Regions from separate parts of the Homo sapiens genome. Here regions 1, 2 and 4 are each linked to region 3. A link is a loop called in an ENCODE intact Hi-C map of the cell type or tissue named here. Cell type or tissue: PC-3. All regions are shown on one strand.

What was found. Peaks named below come from ENCODE experiments on the same cell type or tissue, not always from the same donor. Only the 100,000 strongest peaks of a DNase experiment are listed, where the experiment ranks them.
Region 1: it touches region 3 in a loop (4-fold over the local background); 2 of 110 quality-filtered maps call a loop at or near these places.
Region 2: it touches region 3 in a loop (9-fold over the local background); 4 of 110 quality-filtered maps call a loop at or near these places.
Region 4: a loop joins it to region 3, with 8 times the contacts of the local background. A loop is called at or near these places in 2 of 110 quality-filtered maps.

The regions. Positions count from the first base shown.
Region 1 is chr14:71,212,021-71,217,020 of GRCh38, forward strand. LOC105370706 reads right to left here. Exons shown (of 2, transcript XM_011537452.3): 2 at 4,297-4,854. The coding sequence ends at 4,297. Among named protein-coding and RNA genes, the nearest start is that of SIPA1L1, 110 kb to the right of the region's middle. RefSeq lists an enhancer at 294-343. In PC-3, no CTCF peak of the experiment used is centred here; no DNase peak of the experiment used is centred here.
Region 2 is chr14:71,288,845-71,293,844 of GRCh38, forward strand. It overlaps SIPA1L1-AS1 (SIPA1L1 antisense RNA 1), which reads right to left. Exons shown (of 4, transcript NR_184180.1): 4 at 3,880-4,058. The region is part of intron 1 of LOC107984654 (a long non-coding RNA gene); the gene reads left to right. Among named protein-coding and RNA genes, the nearest start is that of SIPA1L1, 29 kb to the right of the region's middle. RefSeq lists an enhancer at 2,228-2,522. In PC-3, no CTCF peak of the experiment used is centred here; DNase peaks (open chromatin) are centred at 877 and 2,357; H3K27ac peaks cover 3,683 bases.
Region 3 is chr14:71,140,461-71,145,460 of GRCh38, forward strand. No RefSeq gene overlaps it. Among named protein-coding and RNA genes, the nearest start is that of SIPA1L1, 180 kb to the right of the region's middle. In PC-3, no CTCF peak of the experiment used is centred here; DNase peaks (open chromatin) are centred at 2,051 and 3,111; H3K4me3 peaks cover 1,560 bases; H3K27ac peaks cover 4,616 bases.
Region 4 is chr14:71,245,934-71,250,933 of GRCh38, forward strand. No RefSeq gene overlaps it. Among named protein-coding and RNA genes, the nearest start is that of SIPA1L1, 72 kb to the right of the region's middle. In PC-3, no CTCF peak of the experiment used is centred here; a DNase peak (open chromatin) is centred at 2,468; H3K27ac peaks cover 282 bases.

The DNA.
Region 1 (5,000 bases), 72 kb after region 3:
ATTTTTTGTAGAGATGGGGATCCCACTATGTTGCCCAGGCTGGTCCCAAACTCCTGGGTTCAGGGGATCTGCCCGCCTCGGCCTCCCAATGTGTTGGGTTACAGGTGAGAGCCATTGCGCCCAGTCTTGATGACTTCTTTACTCCCTAGAGAGCAGAGAAACCTTTCCTGCCTAGCCTGTGGCCTCGGTCTTAGAAGTCATCTCTGGAGTCCAGCAAGCCTCACAGATGCTGGGCTAGCTTTTCACATCCTTTGAGGTGGTTTCAATGATCTAAGTAAGAAGAGGCACACACTGCCAGTTTACTGCCAAGCTTCACTCTTAGCCCTCCTTTACCCTACAGTGCTCTGGGGAGGGGAGGAGATGGCAAAGACCCTCCCCAGGGAGGTTTCTGAAAGGTCACATCCAGCACTGGAAAGCGCTGGAGGGTGATGTGTTGGTCTCAGTGTAACCTGCATTTGCATGTGGATTTCAAGCATCCTCCTAAACAAGCCAAATGTCCAGGAATGGATAGACTCCACAGTAAGATTTTGTGATTTTGGTGTCTAAAGCTGTCTTCATTTTTTTTTTTTTTATTCCACCTCGTCCACCCACTCCAGCCAGCTGAAATTCCCTGTGCCAAAAGTATGGAGAGAAGATGTCAGGAACGTGTGAGAACTCCCCCAGACGGTCTTTTGGAGTCACCCTGCCCTCCAGACAATTTTGGTGCCGGCTGCCTCCAGGAACCTGACTCTCTCAGTCTCTTACTGTTTCGCTCCGTGGGTCAAGTCTCTGCAAAGCCTTCACGCTGAGCCTTGCCTTGCAGGCAGCCTTTGTGAGGCAGTCATCATGGCTCAGCTAACTGCAGCAGGAAGAGGCAGACATGGAGCTAAAAGCACAGCAGCTGGGATTCCAGGAAAGCAGGAAGTTCTGCAGTTAGCATCAGGTTAGTCTACCAGCGAGAGTGGAGCTGGGTCATAGGCCCAGGTTGAGGGTAAGGACCCTGAGATGGTTTGGCTGTGTCCCCACCCGAATCTCCTTTTGAATTGTAGCTCTCATAAGTCCCACGTGTTGTGGGAGGGATCTGGTGGGAGACGATTGAATCGTGGGGGTGGTTTCCCCCATAGTGTTCTTATGGTGGTGAATAAGTCTCATGAGATCTGATGGTTTTATAAGGAGTTTCCCCTTTTGCTTGGCTCTCATTCTCTCTTGCCTGCTGCCATGTAAGATGTGCATTTTGCCTTTGATTGTGAGGTCTCCTCAGCCATGTGGAACTGTGAGTTCATTAAACCTATTTTTCTTTATAAATTACCCAGTCTCGGGTATGTCTTTATCAGCAGCATTAGAACAGACTCATACAAACCCCCGTCTCTGAGAAGTCCAGTCCTAGAAGGACCGAGTTACTGGGGCAAGACTCATATGGAGCAGGGTGAAGAACAATACCTTGCTGCAACAATCCAGATGGGCATTTTATTGTCTCATCCATGGCTTTTTTTTTTTTTTTTTTTTTTTTTTTAGAACTGGGACTTCATGTCAGAGTTGTAGAAGCAACAATAGTAACTCAATGCCAAATACTGGAAAATTAAAGCTGAGCTACAGAAATGTCTCCAGCTAAAGTCAGGCATACTGGACACCCTTTTTCTAGGACTAACTCCCCAGTTAGAACACACCCCTCACAGTTACTTTCCCCACATGTTCCCACCCCAGTAGCTCCCATGGCTACTACAGAATCATCAGCTATTTTGGGCCCAAGGTGATTGGCCCAAGGGTGACTTGTGACGAAAGATAGGCCAAATCAGGGCCCTTTCCAGAGATGTTTAGACTTGGGGCTCAAGTCTTTGAGACAGCTTCTCCCTGGTGACTATAGCAGACCCTGTCAATGTCCAACACCTGTCCCCTCATCATTGCTGACTCAATGTGACATCCATCTGTTCTGACGTCACATGATACATTCCCTTTACTGGATTCTCTGCACACTCTATGGACCAACACGTTCTTCAAATAGTTAATGTGCCATTAATAATCTGATATTCCTGCTTCCTTTCCACTTACATTTTGCTCTGTTAAATGCCAAAAGATCAAGAATAATTTAGTCATTTTTTTCCCACTGGGTTTCACATAGCTTCTTTCAGAGCAGTCAAAAAATTCTTACTTAATTTTGAAGCAAAAGAATCCCTGAAACTCTATAGCCCCTCCCCAGTATCTAGAACCTTTCCTGGGATTTGGAGCTTCTGAGTGGCCCTTTTTAATACCAGACACCTGAGCCAAACCTTAGTTAGTTTCAGTAAAAGCTCCTCAAGCTTGAAGTTAGGTGAACTTCCAATAAGCTGTCTTCCCAAAGAAACAGATTTAGCTATTTTTGTGCTACGCACTTGCTTCATCTAGTAGATTATAAACTTTTGGAGGAGAAGAAATGAGTGTTAGCTATCTTTGTATTCCTTGGCTCAGTACCTTACACTGAGTAAATATTTAATAAGTACAACTTTGCTACATAAATGAATCATTCAATCACATTCCCTGTGTTAAGTATAAAATTAACGATTTAAGCATCATGAATCAAATAGATAACCCCACTAGGATATATCTTAAGTTGTGCTGTTATAGACCTAATGGGTGGTTTTATAATGGACCCCCAATATTAATAAAATTCAGCAAAACTAATTGGCACTTTACTTTTGCATATAGCACACCCAACTGCTAAGAGCTAAATTTCCAAGTATGTATCCTACATAGGGAAAATCTTTTACCTTCCCCATCAAAGAGTGTTTAACTCATTGTTGGTGAATAGGGAAGTCTCTCCGGCTAAGCAGAAATGGAACCTGCCCAAGGGCATGGAGGAGACACTTTGAATGATCAGGGAGTATTTGGTCAGTCTGGCATAGGCCAATGTTCAATTAGAAACAAGAGAGAGCCCTTCCTACCGCCTCAATCCAGAAAGCAGGGGTCATGGCACCCCTGAAAGATGCTCTGGGGAGAACCCATAGGAAGTGGATACAGAGAGGTCCTGCTGTGTGGCAGATCCAACAGGACACGAGTAGAGACGGAATAACCCCACGAGTGACAGCTCTAGGGACAATGTGGCTTTCCAAAGGCTTGGGACCCAGGGTTACTCCAGCTTCCCACTTCCTGCTGCACACAGACCCCCACCCACAGCAGGCCAGGCCCCCCACGTGAAGTCTTCATACAGCCCTCAGATTTTTGTGAAGGGAGAGAAGACAGTCCACTCTCAGAGGAACACAGGGACAGGGCACAGAAATTCCCACCCCTTGTGGGCCAAGAGAGGAAATTAGAAGGCCCGAGGCAGAGAAACACTGTGCTATGCACCTCCACGTTGACTCTACTTCCAGGCAGGCAGCCTGGGTGAGAGGTACACACACACATAGATGAACGTGCAGGATGCTGGGGTGGCTCAGTGGAAGCACAGAGCTGGGGAGAAGCCTCTGCTCCCCATGGTCTCTCCGGGCTTCAAGCCTTCCCAGCTCTATCTGGTACTGGGACAGGTCCTGCTGCTGGAGGCCATCCGTGGTTCACCCAGTGTCCACTCCACCATCCAATGGTAATGGCACCCTGGTTTTCCTCTGGGGACCCAGCCTTTCCCCACACTCAGTCCTCGTGACCTCGTCTTCCTGCTCTAGAAATAGACACACATGCCCTGTGCTGGCCAAACAGTGGGTTCCATCTCCCTGGCCACTGCACTGATTTAAGGGGAGGACATGTGACCAAAGCTCAAATGGTCAGCCCAGCGTTCATGGCTGGAATGGAGGAAAGAGGCACCCTTTTTCCATGGGGTGAGGCCAGAGATTTGGGTTAGGGGTGGGGAAGTGAAGGGCATTGTGTGGGGAGTGGGTGCCTGAGAATGAAACCAAACAGGGAGGTCAAGGGAACAGCACAGCCTTGGCTCAATCCACTATGTCAGCCAAGAAACCTGCTGTGCTTAAACCGGATTAGGTTTTCAGTGCTTATAACTAAATGAGCTCTTCATTTGAATACAACTGCTGATGGTCCTCCCATTAGAAAAGAGAACAAAAGGGGCCGGGCGCGGTAGCTCCCACCTGTAATGCCAGCACTTTGGGAGGCCGAGGCAGGTGGATCATGAGGTCCGGAGATCGAGACTATCCTAACATGGTGAAACCCCGTCTCTAATAAAAATACAAAAAATTAGCCAGGCGTGGTGGCAGGCACCTGTAGTCCCAGCCACTCGGGAGGCTGAGGGAGGAGAATGGTGTGAACCCAGGAGGCAGAGCTTGCAGTGAGCTGAGATAGCGCCACTGCACTCCAGCCTGGGTGACAGAACGAGACTCCGAGATTCCGTCTCAAAAAAAAAAAAAGAAAAGAGAACAAAAGGGAGGAACAAGCCCTGTGCCACTGAGTGACATTACCATGGTGGCAACTTTGAAGGGTCCCCGTTTCATGCCTTTCTCTTTTCTCCTCCAAGAGCATTCGCCACCCAGGCAATACTCCTTTGAGAGGCAGCCTGTGAATCCCAACAACCAGGGAGCGCGCCACTTTCTTCCCCACCCGCCCCCTTGCGTCATGAAGTCCGATGGTGGAGCAGAGGGCTGTGAGTTTTAGACTTTTCATTCCATAGACCAGAAAATTGCTGAAATTAGTAGACATTTGAAGTGGCTCTTCCTCAAGCCCAGAAAAGATTTCTGCTGTTGCTATGTTTAAAAGCCCAGCAGCAAGTTGTTTTGGCTTGTGTCTTATTGTTATATAATAAACATGATAAGCTCTGTAAGCTCTGAACATTGGTTGCAAGGATGAAAATAGAGGCCTCACAATAATATGAGCCCTGGAGATGCTTTGTAGAGGGCGGGGGGAAGATAATAGTTTTCTGTGAGTGTTCAAATAGCAATGTGTGTAGTAGATTCTAAATTGCTATGTAAATTCCCAAAGGAAACAGTAGGGGAAAAAAGAAGAAGGTTATAGATTAAAAGGAACAGGTTATATATTAATGCGAGGGAAAAATGTAATCAACAACCACATGAGAGCTATTTTTAATAAGACGGGACCCAGGAGAGGTG
Region 2 (5,000 bases), 150 kb after region 3:
ACTCATTCATTAATTTATTGGGCAACTATCTACTGTGCTCCAGGTCATCTGTTAGGTATTAAGGATTCAGAAATAAATGAATGTCATATTTGCCTTTTAGGAAACCACAATTTAGCAGAGAATACTAAGCACACAACTCTAACACATTCTGGCAAGTATGATTTGTGAACCCCAAATATCTAAGACAGGTCTCAGTCAATTTAGGAAGTTTATTTTGCCAAAGTTAAGGAGGGTGCCCATGACATAGCCTCAGGAAGTCCTGACTACATGTGTCCAAGGTGGCGGGGGTACAGCTTGGTTTTCTGCATTTTAGGAAGACATGAGATCAATATATGTAAGATGCACATCAGTTCCATCCAGAAAGGCGGGACAACTCCAAGCAGGGAGGGGGCTTCCAGGTCATAGGTAAGAGACGAACAGTTGCATTCTTTCAAGTTGCTGATTAGCCTTTCCAAGGGAGGCAACCAGATACGCATTTATCTCAGTGAGCAGAGGTGTGACTGAGTTCTCTCTGTCCTTTCTCTTCAAGGAAATTCCTTGTGAGAGAGGTATGTAGCTTTTAAAAAATCTTAGTAGCTATCTTTTTTAGGAATAGAATGGAGGGTAGGTTTGTCCTAAGCAGTTCCCAGCTTGACTTTTCCCTTTGGCTTAGTGATTTTGGGGTTCCAATATTTATTTTCCTTTCACAGATTACATGATTTTATGACTTTACCTGTCGTGAAGTATTGCCTCAATTTCACAACATACCTTTCTTAAGCATCCACATGTGAGCCAGGCCCTAGGCTAGGCCCTGCAGACAGAAACACACCAGGGCACTGGCAGGGCTCTCAAGCCAGCATGACAAACTTCCCCCAAAGACCGCAGGACAGAGTTTACGAGTTTCACCTTCCACCTCCACCCAGTTGGTCCACCTGCAGGAAGTGAAGCCGTTCTAAAAAGTCAGAAGTGACAGATTCTGTGTCATAGGACAAAGAAAATGCAGGTGACAGGATAGGCAGTTGCATAAAGCTTGGCTGGGTGTTACCAGAAAGGTGTCCCCATCCAGACCCCAAGAGAGGGTTCTTGGACCTCAGGCAAGAAAGAATTCAGAGAAAGTCCATAAAATGAAAGCAAGTTTACTAAGAAAGTAAAGAAATAGGCCAGGCGAGGTAGTTCACGCCTATAATCCCAGCACTTTGGGAGGCCGAGGCGGTTGGATCACCTGAGGTCAGGAGTTCCAGACCAGCCTGGCCAACATGGTGAAACCCCGTCTCTACTAAAAATACAACAATTAGCTGGGTGTGGTGGCATGTGCCTGTAATCCCAGCTACTCAAGAGGCTGAGGTAGGAGAATCGCTTGAACCCAGGAGGTGGAGGTTGCAGTGAGCCGAGATCGCACCACTGCACTCAGCCTGGAAGACAGAGTGAGACTCCATCTCAAAAAAAAAAAAAAAAAAAAAAGAAAAAGAAAAAGAAAAAAGAAAGAAAAAAAAGTAAAGGAATAAAAGAAAGGCTACTCCACAGGCAGAGCAGCAGCATGGGCTGTTCAACGGAGTATATTTAAAGTTATTTCTTGATTATATGCTAAACAAAGGATGGATTATTCTTGTGTTTTCTTGAAAAGAGGCAGAGATTTCCTGGAACTGAGGATCCCTCCCCTTTTTATATAGAGTAGTTTTCAAATGTTGCCATGGCATTTGTAAACTGTCAAGGTGCCAGTGGGAGCGTCTTTTAGCATGCTAATGCATTATAAATTAGCGTATAATGAGCAGTGAGGACGACCAGAGGTCACTTTCGTTACCATCTTAGTTTTGGTGGGTTTTGGCCGGCTTCTTTACCACAATGTGTTTTATCAGCAGGGTCTTTGTGACCTGTGTCTTTTTTTTTTTTCTTTTCTTTTTTTTGAGATGGAGTTTCGTTCTGTTGCCCAGGCTGGAGAGCAATGGTGCAATCTCGGCTCACTGCAACCTCCACCTCCAGAGTTTAAGTGATTCTCCTGCCTCAGCCTCCCGAGTAGCTGGGATTACAGGTGTGTGCCACCACACCCGGCCAATTTTTGTATTTTTAGTAGAGACGGAGTTTCACCATGTTGGCCAGGCTGCTATCGAACTCCTGACCTCAAGTGATCTGCACCCCCCCTCAGCCTCCCAAAGTGCTGAGATTACAGGTGTGAGCCACAGCGTCCGGCCTGTGACTTGTATCTTGTGACCTCCTATCTCATCCTGTGACTAAGAATGCCTAACCTCCTGGGATTGCAGTCCAGCAGGTCTCAGCCTTATTTTACCCAGCCCCTATTCAAGATGGAGTCATTCTGGTTTAAATGCCTCTGACAATGGCTCTCCAGCCACAAAGGAGGAAGTGATTAAAGCATGGAGTCAGAGTTTTTCTGCACTGTTCCACACAGGAGGGCTCTCTTCAAACACAGTTTCCACGTTGAGCTGACTCACTGGCTTCCTCCTCCTACAGTGTCATAGTTACCTCTTTTCCAACTGCACTGCTGAGCAAGTGCAGAGATTGCTTGTTTCAAGGTAGATTGTTGAAAACTTCTTTCGTTTCTCATTTCTATTTCTAGGCATGTCACTGACTTGCTGAGTCATATTTGGCAAGCTCAGGATCTCTTTTTTCCTTGTTTTTCCATCTGGATAATATGATTTATAAAAAGCTCTAAGGCATTTTATTTGGAAAAAGGCATAAACATATAAAAATGATAGTGTTGTTTACCAAAAGACTTTTATCCATACATAGTTCAATTAAAACATCTGGCCAGGGATGGTGGCTCCCGCCTGTAATCCCAACACTGTGGGAGGCCAGGGCAGGAAGATTGCTTGAATCTAGGAGTTTGAGACCATCCTGGGCAAAATGGCAAACCCCTGTCTCCACAAAAAAATTACAAAATTAGCTGGGCATGGTGGTGCACAGCTATACTCTCAGCTACTCAGGAGGCTGAGGTGGGAGGCTCACCTGAGCTGGGGAGGTCAAGGCTGCAGTGAGTGTGATTGCACCACTGCACTCCAGCCTGGGCTACAGAACAAGACCTTGTCTGAAAAAAAAAAAATTGTCTCATCATAATAAAATATTTTTGTCTAATTTGTTCTTTACTGAGTGTGAAAGCTCCTGGAAAACAGGTAAAATTTGTTTCTCTATTTCTATTCCCAACACTCCGCATGGTATAATATAACGAAACTAGATATTCTCCAACTGGTCCTTGAGCCCAAGGGGAAATGCATGCGTGCTGGCAAACAGCTTAGAAATGTCATGAAGTTTTGTGGGTGCATTGGGGCATCTTTTGAGTTTCAAGTCTATATCTCTCCTCTGATTTCCCAAAGGTGTGATCCAAAAAAATTGTTAAAAACCATAAAAGAGGTCCTTAGTACATAAATTGTCAATTCCTGGCCATTCCTCGGAGGTACTGGCATTCTGGAGGCATCTACACAATTTCATAACAATTGTATTGTCCATGTAATACCAACTTCAAAGAGAAGAAATACAAAGAAAATGAAAAGCTGAACACTGTGATCATCTTGCTGACATTGAAGTAGGAGAGAGGCAAGAGATAAGAAAATTATCACTTAATATTAACATTATGCCCCTTAGCCAAATGGCAATATGGCTAGGTTATTTATTTTAATTTAATAACAATCAAGCTATTGTAAAACCCTCAATACACTATCTTGCAAAGAGAAGATACTGAATAAATATTTGATGGTAATACAAAGGAAGCAAGATGAAATAAAAATAAGATACTGTAAAGATGTTATCATAAAGACTTCACCAGAACTTTTTTCATAAATATTTTAAGAATATTTTTGGACTTAGGTTATAAATATGACTTCCAAATTGATAATCTTATAAATTTTTAAAATAAAATATATGGAACAGAGCAACAGAAAGTATATCAACTTTGCTACTTTTATGTAACTTTATTTGTAGCTTTTAAAATAATCCACTTCTTCCCATTAAACAAAAAGTGCCTTGAGATTGGATCCAAGTTTTGTTTTTTTCTTCTAACTTCCAACATTTCATATTGAGCACAGGACTTCAGGACTTCATTTTCATTGGTGCTTCAGAAACATCACTTACTGGTAAAGATAAATGAGAAGTATTCAGTTATGAATAAGTTGTCAGAGATGTCTCTCATGTGTGAGATGGTTCCATTTCCCAAGGATTTCTCTCATTTCTGTAGTAGCGTGTATGACAGCCCATATGGAGTCTACAACTAGAATCCAGACTGTGTATGCAATACGGAGATAGATGTCCCACACCTACTTCCTGGTTTTGGAACATGAGGAAATCACTCAATTGGACTGTAAAAATTTAAATCTGTATTTGTTTAATCATGCAGAATATTTATTTTTAATCTTATTATTTAAAAAATAAAACAGATACAAAAGGCCAGGCACGGTGGCTCATGCCTGTAATCCCAGCACTTTGGGAGGCTGAGGTGGGTGGATCACCTGAGGTCAGGAGTTCAAGACCAGCCTGGGCAACATGGTGAAACCCCGTCTCTACTAAAAATACAAAAATTAGCTGGGCGTGGTGGCGCGTGCCTGTAATCCCAGCTATTCAGGAGGCTGAGGCAGGAGAATTGCTTGAGCCCGGGAGGCGGAGGTTGCAGTGAGCTGAGATTGTACCATTGCACTTCAGGCTGGGTGACAGAGTGAGACTCCGTCTAAAACAAACAAACAGAAAAAACAGATACAAAAGACACATGAAACAAATGTATAGCCTAATGAATTATTACATGTCCAACTTTCTTATAACCAACACCAAAGTCAAGAAATAGAACTAGGACAGTTATCCCGGAAGCCCCTCCACATATCCTGTCTCAATTATAGTCCCTTCCCTCCATCCTTACCCTCCCATCCCAAGAAATCACTGTCCCGACTTTTATAGCAGTGGTTCTCAAAGTGTCTAGAATCTTGATAGAAAAGCAAATTATTGGGCCCCATCACAGACCTAAGAAATAAAAAACTCTTGGAGTGGAGCCCAGCAATCCATGTTTTAAATTTTTTTCCAGGTGA
Region 3 (5,000 bases):
AAAAAAGCTAGTGCCCTTATACAAAGGCTGGAATATAGCAGAAGCCCACCAAGCATCTTGCCTAGGCCTTTCCTGGGCCTTAAAGCATGACCAAATAATGAAAGAATTCTTAACAGGACCCTTTTAGGATTAGATGAGTTTTACTGGGGGTCTGAAGAAACTCCCCAGGCCTCCACAAATAAGTTTATTGGGGGTCTAAAGGAACTCCCCAAACCTCCGTGATTTAACAGGAGACAAGGATAATCACCTCACCACTTGGACCCATTTAGATTAAGCAAATTTACTGAGGCCCCAGAGGAAGGTCTTCAGTACTGAGACCTTAGTTATAGATTAAAAGAAGTTAATCACTTATGTCTTTAAATGAATGCACACTTACATGTAGACATACAGCTTAGAAGGTATACAAGCTCTGGAAAACTTTGTAATTTTGAATTGGTCTGGTGATAATTTCCAGGCCTTCTCCCTGTAACCGATTGCAGAAAATAAAACCTCTCTTCCTCCCCAGTTCATCTGCATCTCATTATTAGGTGGCGAGAAATAGCAGCCTGACCCTCAGTTTGGTCCGGGAACAAAATGTCCCCTGGGGGGCAGAGTGGAGGGGACAAAAGCTCCCTGGTAGAGAACCAGTGAATTAACTCATTTAATCCTAGAACAACCCTGAGGTGGGTAATATTTCTCCTTATTTATTTTTAAAAATTGTGGTAAAATATACATACACAACATTTACCATCGTAACCATTTTTAAGTGTGTAGTTCAGTGGCATTAAGTACATTCATACTGTTGTGCATCCATCTTCCCATCCATCTCTGGAACTCTTCATCTTGCGAAACTGAAACTATGCTCATTAAGCAAGAACTTCCCATTCCCCTCTTCCTCCAGCCCCTGGCAGCCACCGTCCTACTTTCCTTTTTTTTTTTTTTTTTTTTGAGACGGAGTCTTGCTCTTTTTGCCTAGGCTGGAGTGCAATGGTGCGATCTTGGCTCACTGCAACCTCCACCTCCTGGGTTCAAGTGATTCTTATGCCTCAGCCTCCCGAGTAGCTGGGATTACAGGTGCACACCACCACGCCTGGCTAATTTTTGTATTTTTTAATAGAGACAGGGTTTTTCCATGTTGGCCAGGCTGGTGTTGAACGCCTGACCTGCACCATTCTACTTTCTATCTCTACAAATTTGACAGCTCTAAGTACCTCATCTAAGTGGAATCATACAGTGTTTGTCCTTGGACTCAGCATGATGTCTTCAGAGTTCATCCATGTTGCAGTACACGTCCAGATTCTCTTCCTTTGAGGTTGAATAGTATTCCATGTATGTCTAGGCCACATTTTATTTATGCATTTCTCAGTGGATGAACACTTGGCTTGCTTCCACCTTTCAGCTTTTGTCAATGATGCTGCTATTAGTACTCCCTTTTGGCAGATGAGAAAACTGAGGCGTAAGAGGTGAAGTAACTTGCTGTAAGTTCCCCAGCTAGTGAGTAGCGCACCTAGATTCCAGCCAAGCAGTTGGCTTCAGAGGCTGCTGCTGAGACCTCCTCACTGCACACAGCCAGGCACCCACCCAGGCACCCACCCCCTTCCGATGCCATCTGATAAGCAGGGACCTATTACTGCTCTGCTGGGAGCTGAGTCAGAGATGGGGCATACTGGGGGCTGGGGAATGATTACTTCTTTGTTTCCCCCTCTTATTTTATCCCTGGAAAGCCTGGATCAAACCAGGAGGTAGAGAGATTTCTTCAGTGGTGGGCCCTCCACAGGAAAGTCCCCACCATCCCTGTCCTCCCACCATCAGTAACCACACCATTCCTACCCAACTGCCTGATTGGGGATGAGGTCTGGGGCTCATGTACCTCTGCATCCCAAACAAATAGCTACTGTGCATTCCTGTAAGTCCTCTGGTTGAGAATCTGTAAACAGACTCATTGGTAAAGTCTTTCTTGGAAGCTGACCACATGACATGGGAATGTTCGTAGAAGATGCACGTAGTCACCATGAGGAGGGGAAAGAACCCAGTCATCCTATTGTTTTAGACAGGGCTTAACAAAAATGTCTATATAACAAAGCCTGCAAAAATTTAGAAGTGAAACATTTGTGGTTTGAGTTTTTGCGTCAAGGTCCACCACACTTCCTGACAAGTCAGCTCCTTGTCTGGGTAGCCCTTGGATATCAGATCTTCAGGAGAAGCTACTGCCTCTTCAGGTCTGCAGGTTTCCAAATATCAAATTTCTAAAGCATACAATGCCCACAGTTTCACCACTTCCTTTGGTGTCAATGCATTTCATTTTGAGCAATGGCAAGAAAGGCCCCTATGAAATCTTGCTACCACCACCAACAGGAAACATAGCAATCTGTAGCTATAGTCCCCTCATCTGGAGACTGGCCTTGGTAGGCTCACTTCATGCCTTCCTTGCTGGGTTTTGGAAGATGTTGCAATTAACACAAGGAAAGAAGGCAAGCTCTTACCCCTCCTTCCCCTTCACTCAGTAGCAGCATGGTGGTTGCAGAAATAAAGCACTCAGTTGTTCTTTCTGCTTGCAATTGTTCAGATGCAAGGGGAAAAAGTAAAAACTGAAGCTTGCTATGACCTCTGTCTTAAACCATTTTGTGCAGCTATAAAAATTGCTGGGTAATTAATAAAGAACAGAAATTTATTTCTCACAGTTCTGGAGGCTGGGAAGTCCAAGATCAAGGTGCCAGCAGGCTTGGTGTCTGGAGAGGGCCACCCCCAGGATGGTACCTTACACATTACATCTTCCGGAGCAGGGGCAATCACTGTTCCTTACAGGACAGAAATGCAGAACAGAGGGAACCCACATCCACAAGCCCTTTTTAGACTGGCTTTAATCCACTCATGCTCCACCCTCATGACCTGAACACCTCCCAGTAAACCCCACCACCCAATGCTGTTGCATTGGGGATTAAGTTTCCAACACGTGAGTTTTGGAGGGAACAAAAACATTCTGACCATAGCAGCCTCTCCCCAACTTTTACAAGAAGGCTGGCATCTGACGCATTTCATAGCCTGAGTATAAGATGAGGTAACGGAGGGCCCACATCACCTACATCCTGTAAAGCCTGAGGCTCACCAAACCACACAGGGGAGTATGAACACAGAGGACACCTCCCACTGTTGTTCTCTTGTCTCCTGACTCAAACAGCCCCTTCCTTTCAGCCCAAGACATTGAGCCATCCGGGGCTTGCTGTGGTATGATACAAAATAAATATTTGGTCTTTGTCCCTGGTTCCTGACACAGCGCCTCAAAATCCTTGGAACTGATAGTCCTGTATGCTAATGAGATGAGTCATGGAGAGGCCCTAGATAGCTTCAGGATGGGGGCTGGTCACTAGAAAAATCAACCATGTGATTAGAGGATTAGAACTTTCAGCCCCACCTCCTCACTTCTGACCTTCAAGGAGAGGAAAGGGATTGGAGATAAAGTCCAATCACTAAATGACCAATGATTTCATCAATCATGCCTGCATAATTCAGACCTTGAGCAAGAAAGAGGTCAAAGCCTGAGTTACTACCTTTAGTGAGCTTAATTTCCACGTAGGAAAGTAAGAGAAGCACAGCAGCAAAGCTGTGTTTAAAATCCCCGCCCCCGCCCTCCCACTCCCTGCAAAAACACTCCTAAATGAAGTCAGATAAAAATCTCCCAAAAAAATCCTAAGTGAAATCAGATGCAGTGGCTGAAACGTAATTCCAGCTACTGGGGAGACTGAGGTGGGAGGATTGCTTAAGCCCAGGAATTTGAGGCCAGCCTGGGAAACATAGAGAGACCCTATATCTTTAAAAAATTTTGTTTTAATAAAAACAAGAATAAAACCTAAATGACAGGGATTCAGAGAACTTCTGGGTTGAGAAAAACATTGCTTTAAGAGGCCAAGGTGAGAGAATCACCTGAGGCCAGGAGTTCAGGACCAGCCTCTAAGAGACGGGGGGGTCTCACTCTATTGCCCAGGCTGGAGTGCAGTGGCACAATCTCAGCTCACTGCAGCCTTGACCTCCTGGGCTCAGGTGATCCTCCTACCTCAGCCTCCTGAGTAGCTGAGACCACAGGCATGTGCCACCATGCCCAGCTAACTTTTTTTATTTTTAGTGGAGATAAGCTTTCACTGTGTTGCCCAGACTGATCTCAAACTCCTGGTCTTAAGCAATCCTCCCACCTAAGCCTCCCAAAGTGCTGGGATTACAGGCGTGACCCACTGTGCCCAGCCCCTCAAACAAATTTTTTTTGTTTAGCCACATAGTGGCATGTGCCTGTAGTCTCAGCTACTTGGAAGGCTGAGGCCGGAGCATTGCTTGAGCCCAGGACGTCGAGGCTACAGTGAGCTACAATTTCATCACTGCACTCCAGCCTGGGTGACGGTGTGAGACCCTGTTTAAAAAATAAAAGAAAGACATTGATGCGCTTCAAGGATGGTGCATCTGAAAGACAGAGCCCCAGGACGGTGGTGGCTGCCACCCTCCCTATGCAGCTCTTCCATTTGGTTGTTCCTGAATTGTATCCTTTATAATTAATGGGCAAATGTTAATTAATACGTTTTCCTGAGTTTTATGAGCTGTGAATTATCAAAACTGAGGAAGGGGTTGTAGAAACTCCCAAATGTATAGTCAGAAGTATGGGCGGCTTCTTGGACTTGTGGCTGGCATCTGAAGCAGGGGCAGTCTGGGACGGAGCCTTGAACATGCACTGTTGGCTCTAACTCCAGGAGTTAGAACTGAATTGACTGTTGGATTCCTGTTGATGTCAGAGTCACGGGTCACGAGTGTGGAACACTCTCCACACACTTGGTATCAGAAGTGTCAGAAAAAAGACACTACACCTGTTTTCTCACCAAACAGTGGAAATGCTAAACTATAAGCTATTTCCACTGCATTTTTTTCCCCTCTTGCAATTCCACTCTTCCAGGAAGCTTGGGTGATCAGCCTAGAGTGTTACCTACACTCGCCAACAGAGTCAGCTGAGTTGACGCTCTGGGCATGACAGTTCTTTATTG
Region 4 (5,000 bases), 110 kb after region 3:
TGTTGAGGCTCAATGCGGGGCAGACATTTTGCCATGATATTAGAAGACGTATCCACCATGGCCATAATGAGGTGCAGCCACTTTGGTGGAAACAGCAGGGAGTTCAGAATCAACTCTGGTTTGACTGTTGACTCCCTTTTCTAGCTGAGGAGCATGGGGCAGCTACTTGCTTTCTCTAGGCCCAGCTCTGCCACCCTTCCTTTGGCATGTGAGTTCATTCAAAGGAGGCAGTGCTGTGAGGGATGCTGATATGGTTTGGTTCTGTGTCCCCGCCCAAATCTCATATTGAATGGTAATTCCCAGTGTTGGAGGAGGGGCCTGGTGGGAGGTGACTAGATCATGGACGGATTTCCCCCTTGCTGTTCTCGTGATAGTGAGTGAGTTCTCAGGAGACCTGGTTGTTTAAAAGTGTGTAGCTCCTCCCCATTCACACTCTTCTTCCTGCTCCAGCCCTGTAAGATGTGCCTGCTTCCCTTTCACCTTCCACCAGGATCGTGAGTTTCCTGAGGCCTCCCCAGCCATGCTTCCTGTACAGCCTGCAGAACCATGAGCCAATTAAACCCCTTTTCTTTATAAGTTACCCAGTCTCAGGTATTTCTTTATAGCAGTGCACGAATGGACTAATACAGATATCATGGCAATAAATGGGGCATTCTGTAAGCCCATGAAAAATGGTTCTGGCCTAGGGGCTATAGACATGGAGATGTGGAAAACAAATACCCCTATTTTTCTGTCCTGTCATTCTCTGACCTCCATTACTGTCTCCCATCCTTGGCCAAACCCAACAGGAAGCTGAAGAGAAAGATAAGGGCAGGAAGTGGGTGAGGGGAGGGTTAGTATGGGCAAAAGAAAATAAGCAAAAGAGTTGTTGTGTGTGCCTGGTATATACTAGATGTATGACTATACATGGATATTATTTTTGTTGTTTTTTATTTGTTTTGTTTTTTAAATAGAGATGGGGTCTCACTATGTTGCCCAGGCTGGTCTCAAACTCCTGGGCTCAAGTGATTCTCCTGCCTTGGCCTCCCAAAATGCTGGGATTACAGGAGGGAGCCACCATGCCAGGCCTTTTTGTTGTTTTCTTTTTATTTTTAGAATCCTGAAGTCAAGTTCTGGAAAAAAGAAAAGTGAAAGTTCACAGAGATAAGAAACAAGGTTGGCACACTAGACTATGTATTGGGGACCACGGCTCCCAGTCCTCCTGCAACTCGGCTGTCTCCCTGTCCTGCCTGTGTCAGTGCCTCATGGGCCCCAGTCTCTTCATTCCCAATGAGTCTCTCCACTCTAACTAAACTGGCCTGTCAGGGCAAGTCTGATAGGAGCTGTGGTAATGACAGCATAGAAGACTATGTGTCTCCTGCTATGATGACAGCATCCTTAGAGCGTGGCTCTTCAGTCATTTTTCCTGATGTGATGGTGATTCCAGCTGACCAGTCACTATAGCCATGCCCTCTTCCCTGTACTCATCAATGACCAGCAAGAGCTCAGGACACCATTCCACTCTAAATACAAGAGCCAAACTTCTGCAGTCCATACGAGCATCTCCTAGCTCAGAGATGAGTCAGTGTGCAGGAAGAGTAAATGAGTTACAGATAGGATCTAAATGTGGACCCCTCTCCCATCTCTCATATCTCTCATTCCTACTAATGCCTTACTTCTGTTTCCCCCACTGCCCCAGATATTCACTGTATTAGTTCATTCTTGCATTGCTATAAAGAAATACCTGAGACAGGGTAATTTATAAAGAAAAGAGTTTTAATTGGCTCATTGTTCTGCAGGCTGTACAGGAAGCACGATGCTGGCATCTGCTTGGCTTCTGGGGAGGCCTCAGGAAACTTGCAATCATGGTGGAAGGTGAAGGGGGAGCAGGCACTTCACATGGCCAGAGCAGGAGGAAGAGAAGAAAGGGAGGTGTCACACACTTTTAAACAACCAGATCTCAGAAGAACTCACTATCACGACAACAGCACCATAGGGGAAATCTGCCCCCATGATCCAAGCACTTCCCACCAGGCCCCATCTTCAACATTGAGGATTACAACTGAACATGATATTTGGGTGGGGACGCAGATCCAAACCATGTCATTCAGCCTCCTCAATTTCTCCTTACCCCAGAGTCATGAACTCTAAGGTCCCCACCTGTGGATTCAGAGAGAATGAATCAGCACCCCTGACTAGATATCCCAGCCCCTGAGGATGGAGCATAATTCCCCAACCCCAGAAGAAAGTCAGTTTAGTTTCTAAAGCAGATCAGCTTTCCTCACTCCTGATTTACTTGGGATAGTAACTGGATATGACCCCCTGTTTTGATTAAGACATTGGGTGTTGGTTTCTGGTTGTTTATTCCACAAATTACCCTCTTCTGGAGGCTTGACCCGTCGTAGGCACGCCAGATACTGACCAATCTGTTCTAATGGAACTAATACTCATAAATTGTCTCCCTTTCCAGCTCTTACCCAACTGATGAATGAGCCAGAGAGAAAGTATTTTAATTGGATTCCTGACTTGATAAGATTTCATGTGTTCCCTTTGAACACATAAAGAACTTCCTCTACTTCCTCTCCTCCTGCTTTCCCACCTTGCACCAAAAAAAAAAAAAAAAGAAAGAAAGAAAGAAAGAAAAGGAAATCATTTTGGAGGAGGGGGTCAGGAGAAGGAGACTGTTCTTTCAACCAGGAATGTCTCAGCACCTGCAAGTTAATTTAGAAATGTATAGGTAATTGCAGAGAGGAGAAGACTTAGTAAAAATTTTGTTTCCTCTAAAAGGAACAATTGCTTTTATTTAATGGATATGCGGAAGAACTTTTTGTTATCTGTGCCTGGAGTTATTTGCTTCAATTATCTTGCTGGGTTTCGATTGTCCCTCCTCCTCCTCCTTTGAAAGAACATTGAAAAAGGAAACCTAGTTCTCTCCTAATGTGTCAGATGCCTGTAATGTCACAAAAGAAAGGCATCTATAAACTGTTCCTCTGTGGGAGTGGATATGGGATCCTTGCTCAAATAAGCTTATTGGGTGCTAGCATCACACCTGAAAAGGCACAGGCTTAAGCATCACACCTTTAGAGAAGTGGTTCTCAACCCAATTTGCACATTCCATTAAAACACCTGTGTGTGTGTGTGTGTGTGCCTACACACTTATTTCCTGGGCCCCACTCTGGAGAATCCAATTCAATTGGTCTGAAGTAGGCCCAGGCATTGGTAGGTTTTTTGTTCGTTTGTTTGTTTTTGTTTTTGAGACGGAGTCTCACTCTGTCACCCAGGCTGGAGTGCAGTGGCGTGGTCTCGGCTCACTGCAACCTCTGCCTCCTGGGTTCAAGTGATTCTCCTGCCTCAGCCTCCAAAGTAGCTGGGACCACAGGCATGTGCCACCACACCCAGCTAGTTTTTTGTTTGTTTGTTTTTTGTATTTTAGTAGAGATGGGGTCTCACCATGTTGGCCAGACTGGCCGTAAGTGATCCACTCGCCTCTGCCTCCCAAAGTGCTAAGATTACAGGTGTGAGCCACCATGCCCAGCCTCTAGTGATTCTTGTGTGCATCCAGATTGAGAAACGCTGCTTAGAGCTTCAAGAAGTTTGCCCACACTTATCTTCATTACCCTGTGACCCAGTTAATTTTCTTCTGGAATTCAAAAGGAGATCCTTGAAGCTAGTTGGCTATTTGCAGCAGATGACACTCAGCTGCAAAGAAAAAAGGAAATGCAAAGAATAAAGAATATGAAACCTGTAAAGGCCAAAGTTCTTAGAAGCAAAATGTTCCAATCAGAACATTGGGTGAACTGTAGGCCGGGTGCGCTGGTTCACGCCTGTAATTCCAGCACTTTGGTAGGCCAAGGCAGGCAGATCACTTGAGGTCAGGAGTTTGAGGCCAGCCTGGCCAACATGGTGAAACCACATCTCTACTAAAAATACAAAAATTAGATGGGCATTTTGGTGGGTGCCTGTAATCCCAGCTACTTGGGAGGCTGAGGCAGGAGAATCACTTGAACCCAGGAGGTGGAGGCTGCAGTGAGCCGAGATCAAGCCGTTGCATTCCAGCCTGGGTGATAGAGCATGACTCCATCTCAAAAACAAAAACAAAAAAAGAAAGGACGTTAGGTGGGTGAACTGTGATGATGTGATGCTGCTTCCTCTCTCTCTTATCCTCTACACACGTACACATGAGAATGCTCATGTCGGCACACATGCTGCACGTGCACACACAGTGACATGATACAGCTCTACACACAAACTCCAGATTTGTCCCACCTGGCACAAAGCTCTGAAGCAGTTGACTTCTGTTTGTCAAAATGGTCTTCCTGCACTTACTGGGCTACAGGTGGCTTCAATGCAGCAACACGTTGTATTTCATCTTAAGTTATTTGTTTGGAATTCCAATATATGTTTCCATAAATAAATGGTGTAATCATGATGATAAATTTCCATAGTACAACTGAACTGAAGTACAAAATGTATTCTAGAGTAATTACGGTGGAGTTAGAGCACTAACAACATAGGTTCGCCTCACTGGATTACTATGACACCCAGGTATTCTGTACAATAACAATTGCAGAGGCAGGAAGAGTGACATGCATGTGGCACTACTACTGAATGGCAATAATAGAGGGCAATGGAAAGGTATGAACCAACCTCAAGGGTGAGAGCTGAGTGAGGCTTTGTAGACCAAAGATAGGGAGCATAAGAGGTGAGTTTTAAGATCTAGGTTATAGAATGGGTTGCTGTGACTGAGGTGAGATAAGATGGGGGCTGCCTGTTTAGGAGATCATAAACATATACCAGGGGATATTTGGAGATCTTAGTGAACCTCCAAATTTATAATGGGGAGCTGTCTGCGGAGGCTCCTGTCTTCCAAGTCACATGTCCATAGAGAGTTTTATCTGATTTTTGTGCAGATCCTGGTATCCCTGGACCATGTTTTTCAATTTAAAGAGAAAGTTTAATCTCAAATGTCATTTTTCACAAAGAGATAAAGTGTTTATTACCAGGAAGTGGTGAAGACTGCA